Linked DNA regions of Mus musculus: region 2 is linked to region 1. The links are chromatin loops, found by intact Hi-C in ENCODE. Cell type or tissue: gastrocnemius. All regions are shown on one strand. Links, peaks and the distances in the headings refer to the core of each region. The heading gives the core; the rest is flanking DNA.

The links. A loop is a pair of places that touch in the nucleus more often than their neighbours do. Peaks named below come from ENCODE experiments on the same cell type or tissue, not always from the same donor. Only the 100,000 strongest peaks of a DNase experiment are listed, where the experiment ranks them.
Region 2: a loop joins it to region 1, with 2.5 times the contacts of the local background. A loop is called at or near these places in 18 of 42 quality-filtered maps.

Annotation. Positions count from the first base shown.
Region 1 is chr11:86,172,861-86,175,774 of GRCm38, forward strand. All of the region lies in intron 6 of Brip1 (BRCA1 interacting protein C-terminal helicase 1), which reads right to left. Among named protein-coding and RNA genes, the nearest start is that of Brip1, 27 kb to the right of the region's middle. In gastrocnemius, for the core only: a CTCF peak has its summit at 1,556; a DNase peak (open chromatin) is centred at 1,523.
Region 2 is chr11:85,988,700-85,991,613 of GRCm38, forward strand. No RefSeq gene overlaps it. Among named protein-coding and RNA genes, the nearest start is that of Gm20759, 34 kb to the right of the region's middle. In gastrocnemius, for the core only: a CTCF peak has its summit at 1,505 (motif pointing left); DNase peaks (open chromatin) are centred at 1,469 and 1,608; H3K4me3 peaks cover 738 bases.

The DNA of each region.
Region 1 (2,914 bases), core at 281-2,780:
GGAGAGTCTAGAAACCAATTCAAATGTATATAACAACTTAAAATAGCAAAAAATTTAAAGAGAGATTATTCTTTAAATGATCCTGGGAAAACCAGATTTCTACTTTAAAAAACATATAGTTAGAGCCTATCCTCACACATTAAATACTAAGAGCCAGTTGGGCTTCTGCGGGCACCACGCACACCGGCAGTACAGAGTAATACACGTAGACAAAGCAACCACACACATAAGACAAAATAGTAAAAAAAAAAAAAAAAAAAAAAAAAAAAAAGTTATTCTCTAGCTGCCACACCTATACTGTGATCTCTAACCCACAGACTGACAACTAAAGACCAGCTGGTTCTATTCTGCTGTCTTCTTTTTTATTCTACATAGAATCTCACCAGACTGGCTTCAAACTAGCTATGAAGCCCCCGGGTTGGCCTTCAATTCATAATCCTCCTGCTTCAGCTTCCTGAGTGGTGAGATTATAGGCCTGAACTACCCTAGCTAAAGATATTTTAATGGCTAGTCAGTGGTTGCTCATGCACTTGGGAGGCAGAGGCAGGTGGATCTCTGAGTTCAAGTTCAAATGTGTCCTTTTATTACCAGGTAACATCAAAAGCTACAAATAATAGAGAATCATGTGTTGTTGTTGTTTTTAACTTAGGTCTTTTTTTTTTCATTCACTTTATTCGAGAACCATCTGAGTTTAAGTACAGGCTGTGCTAGAAGCTGGGCATAAAAAAATGTGGACAACAGATATTGTACTTGTTCTTATGAACAACCTGCCAACAAGGCAAACAAGGCACTTAAACATGCCCACCATAGGGAGCTTGCAAAAACACTATAAAGAAAATGCACAGGATGCTGGGAAACTAAACAAGAAACGATCATGAAGCAACACTTACAGAGTCTTGCACACAGGTAAGACCTGTGACAGCACAAATATGACCTGTGACAGCACAGATATGAACTGACTTTTATCCCAGCTCCGCAGGAGTTTCACCATTCTAATCTGGCTTCTCTACTCAACAAACTTATGAGATGAACCAGTTACTTAAGATTGTACCCCAATTTCCTCTTGTAGAACTAAGGGAAGCCATACCTTTCCCATAAGACTGATAAAATAACTTAATCAAATACTTTTGTTTGATTTTGAAACTAAGCACAAAGATAAATTAATATAATCAGTAAAAATTCACTCAAATAAATCTGTATTTTCTAAGTGAATTAACATTTCTAAACAACTTAGAGACGTGTCCTCATACATAATAAACATCATCATATAAATAAGCACTAGCATGCATATACAGTTATACTACAGCTAACTAACTAATCATTTTAAATAAAATTAAAATTAAAAAAAGACTTATAAACACTTTCAGGGAAAACTCGTTAGTTTTCTCATAAGATTCTAGAATACCTTTAAGTAGAACAAGACATAGGACATGGGGAGAGAAGGGAAGGACAAGAGTACAGGAAACTCAAAGTGGGGGGGGGAGCCCAGGGGCTCCATGCATCAGCTTTTGACAAAGGTCAACAGCGCACTCTGCTGGACCTAAGTCTTTCCTACACTGAACAAAAATGTTGCTACTGCTTGTTACACTAACTCAAATAGAATTACTGTTATTAATGTATTTGATTCTAACATTTGTTTAACAAATAAAAACACTGGAATCAGTATACAACATGTCTGTACTAATACTTTACTCATTATAAAGATTTACTTAAAATGTAAATCAATTCCTAAGAAAATGATCATAAATGCTGGAACAAAGCAGTATTAAATTAACATTATATTCCCCAAAACAGTGTTTCTCTTGTCAAGGTTCTGATCATGTGAAGAATGAAACCTCACTAGATCGCTAATATATAAATTATCATATAAGAAAGGAATCTAAAAGCCAAGTGTGGTGGTACACACCTGTAATACCTGCACTCAGGAGCAGGAGGCAAGGGAAGTTCAAGGTCACTGTTAAGTTACATAAGCAGCTGAGGGCCAGCCTAAGAAAAAGGAAAGGAAAGGAAAGGAAAAGGAAAAGGAAAAGGAAAAGGAAAAGGAAAAGGAAAAGGAAAAGGAAAAGGAAAGGGAAAGGGAAAGGGAAAGGGAAAGGGAAAGGGAAAGGGAAAGGGAAAGGGAAAGGGAAAAGGAAAGGGGAAAGGAAAGGGGAAAGGAAAGAGGAAAGGAAAGAGGAAAGGAAAGAGGAAAGGAAAAAGGAAAGGAAAAGGGAAAGGAAAAAGGAAAGGAAAAGGGAAAGGAAAAAGGAAAGGAAAGGGAAAGGGAAAGGAAAAAGGAAAGGGAAAGGGAAAGGAAAAGGGAAAGGAAAAAGGAAAGGAAAAGGGAAAGGAAAAAGGAAAGGAAAATTAAAAAGATATGAGCTGAAGAGATGGCCCAGCAGTTAAAAGTACATGGTTCTTTTCCAGAGAATCCAAATTAGATTCCTAGCACCCTCATGGCAGCTCTCAGCTGACTCTATCACTAGTTTAAGATGATTCTCTTTTCACACCCCTATGGGTGAAGCACACACATGGTGCACATATATAGATGAAGACAAAACACCCACATACATACAATAATCAACAACAACAGAAAAAGAACTTGGAGCCCCCTGCCACTCTCTGTTCTTTCTTTCCTTCAACAAATCTACAATTAGGGCTGGAGAGATAGATGGCTTAGAGGTTTTGAGGACTTCTTGTTCTTACAGAGGACCTGACTTCAGTTCCTCACCCCTATGTGGGGCACCTCACAACCTCCTGTAACTCCAACCCTAGGGCATCTTATACCCTCTTCTGAATTCCACAGGGACCAGCACACATTGCACGTACACACAGAGACACATACATACATACATACATACATACATACATACATACATACAAACAAAATAAATAGTAAATCTTTAAAAAATAAATCTATGTTTACTCTGCTTCA
Region 2 (2,914 bases), core at 191-2,690, 180 kb before region 1:
CACCAACAAAAACAAGCACACGGTCAGCTAACTCTCTCCAGTTCGCTGTGAAATGTGTACTCTGTGCAAGCATCTGGCGAACACCTAAGTGTGGTGTGCATGGACGTTCTCCTGTGTGCTCCCTAACAGTTCCTGAGTGTGGTGTGCATGGACGTTCTCCTGTGTGCTCCCTAGCAGTTCCTGAGTGTGCACTTCACCCAGAGCTCAGGCAAACGCAGCCAGGAGGACGCTCCTGAATGTGTGCGTAACACTAATTCCTTCTGGCCAGTTAATCCTCTAAGATAAGGGCCTGGCTAGCTTCATCTGTTTCTTTAAATAAAGTTTTATGTTGGTTTAAAAAATGGTTAAGTACACAAATAAAGTCAGGGTTACTTTCATGAGAGTATAGAGCAGGAGGTGCGAATGGAACCCAAGCAGATAGGGGATGATTAAAAAAAAAAAAGATTTACTTATTTATTAAGATTTACTTATTTATTTATTCCATGTATATGAGTACACTGTAGCTATTTTCAGACACACCAGAAGAGGGTAGGCAAGTCTTTGGATTGTGTGTGTGTGTTGGTACACACGCATGCTTGCATGAGTGCCCATGTGTATATGTGTGGAGGTTAGAAGTCAGCAGGAAGTATCTTCCTCTATCGAGCTTCACATTATATTGCTATTAATTTTTATCATTGTGTGTGAGCCTTTGAGTTTCTCTGCTCTTGCTTTTTTCAGGTACAAAACAAGAGCAACAGTGAACGTGTAGTGGGGGTGAAATGAAGTAATACAGAAACTAGCTTCATCTATCCTGCCATTCATTGAGTCTTCATTTATTAATTACTCATTTTGTTGTTGTTATAAACATTCCATTAGACTATCCCCAGAAACGAAAGAACAAAAAAAACCAAAACCTTCCCATGAGCATTTGGGATCTGCCCTGCAGTTAATTCAGATTATTCTGGCCGGTTGAGAGCTTCCACTTTTCTTTCAGGCTCCACTCACTGTTAGCAACAGCCCTAGAATGAATCCGTTAACATAAGCAAATAAAGTGACCTGCTCCCGCCTCAAAGTCAGTGCTAGTCATAAATAACCGGAGAGTTATTTAAAGGAAGATAGACCGCCTGCATAATGGGGTGCTGTCTATAAATCAGGAAGAAAAACAAACAAATAAAAAGGCCCATTAATGTGAGGAGCCGACAAAGTCGTGTTTTCAAAGCCCTACAGTGGGCATTTTCGGGAGCGCTAATAAAACTCAGAGGAGGATGGGTATGGTGGGGGGATGTCTGATTGAGGTGGGTTTAGAGGTGCTGGACCGCAGGGCCGACAAGTTTCACTCCCAACAAAGACAAGCTGGCTGTTTTCTAGTGAGTGAGCAAAGTCCCCAGGCACCATAGAGCTTTTAGTTTCCTTCTTACAAAAGTGCCAGGGAGGGGAGGGGAGGCGAGGTGAGGCGAGGCGAGGGGAGGGGAAGGGAGGGGTTTTAGGAAGGATGCCTTAGTGCGAGGCTGCCATCTACAGCCTTGATAAATCAACAACAAAAAGAAGCAACACTCCTCTGCCTGTCCAGTCAGCATCAGATTTAATCTCATTAGTCCTCGCAGAGGGATTTTGTGTGTGTGTGTATGTGTGGCGGGTTGGGGGTGGGGGAGCTGAATTCCCTAGTACTATCTGAACTTCCCTGTAAGGAAAACCCCAGGAGGATGCGGTCACCTCAGGTGTGTGACCACAAACACCACTGCTAAGCCTGTGTGGTAGCTTCTGCTGGAGTGCAGTCACAGAAGAGTCACGTACCGTCAGGTGACGCACCCATGGGCCAGAATTTATCCCCGACTCCCTGGACATCGGTTTTAGCTTTTCCCGTTCTTAAATTGACAGCAAGCAGAGGAAAAGAGGACAGCAGAGAGCCTTGCCACTGTTCTAGAGGGCCATGCTACTTCAGTGGTGAGCACAAGACTGACCTGTCAATCACATGCATGAAACAGAACACTTTCAGAAATAACATGCCTATTATTTCTAGCCTCTGACTTATTCCCTCTGCTTCCGGTCCATTCTCCTCTGCTCCGCCGCCTGTGTATTTTATCTTATTATTACTAATTATTTTATTTTTTGTATAAATTTAATTATCATACTTAAATTTCCTAGTCCACATCTACAGTCTCTCCTCCGCCTCACTGTGGGTCATCTTATTTTCTTCATGCGAAGTCTGCTTCTCATACATCTCTCTGCTCACTGAAGAATAACAAAAGTTAGTGTTTATGATCTCTGCAGAGCACCACCATTTGGGCCAGCTCATTTGTGCCTGTGTGTCTTAGACTAAGAGGGAGATGGCTCAGTCAGTGGCTAACGCACCGGGGGCATGAGGACCAGAGGTCAGAACCCCCAAATCCATACAAAACTGGATGTGGTAGCTTGCATCCCAGAGCTCCTCCAAGATGGAGAAACCCCACGAACTTCTAGCCTGGTGTCCACAGCTGGGAACAAAAAAGAGACCCAGTCACAAACAAGATAACAGGCAAGGCCTGACACCCAAAGTTGTCCTCTGACCTGCACGCATGCATGAATGCACATATGCTTGCACATGAGCTGGTGTACACACACACAAACAAACACAGGCACGCACACACGAATGCACTCAAGCACAACCAGAATTTTTTTCCTTTTGTTTTGTTTTTTTAAAGTGACTACCTTTTAAAACTCAGATAAAGATCTCAGAAAATTTACAAAAAGACCCCCCCCCACCACCCCCGAGCTCACTGATGTTTGTAGTGACAAGATGTTACACATGTTACACGTGTTTGCTATCTGGAGCAAACATGTATGTAACATGGGCCTATGCATCTTTGAGAGAAAATAAGACAAGACAGGGATGGGTTACATAGTTTCCTCATAGCCATCTCAGGTGCTCTGCGGGAACACCTAAGGGCAGAGGTAC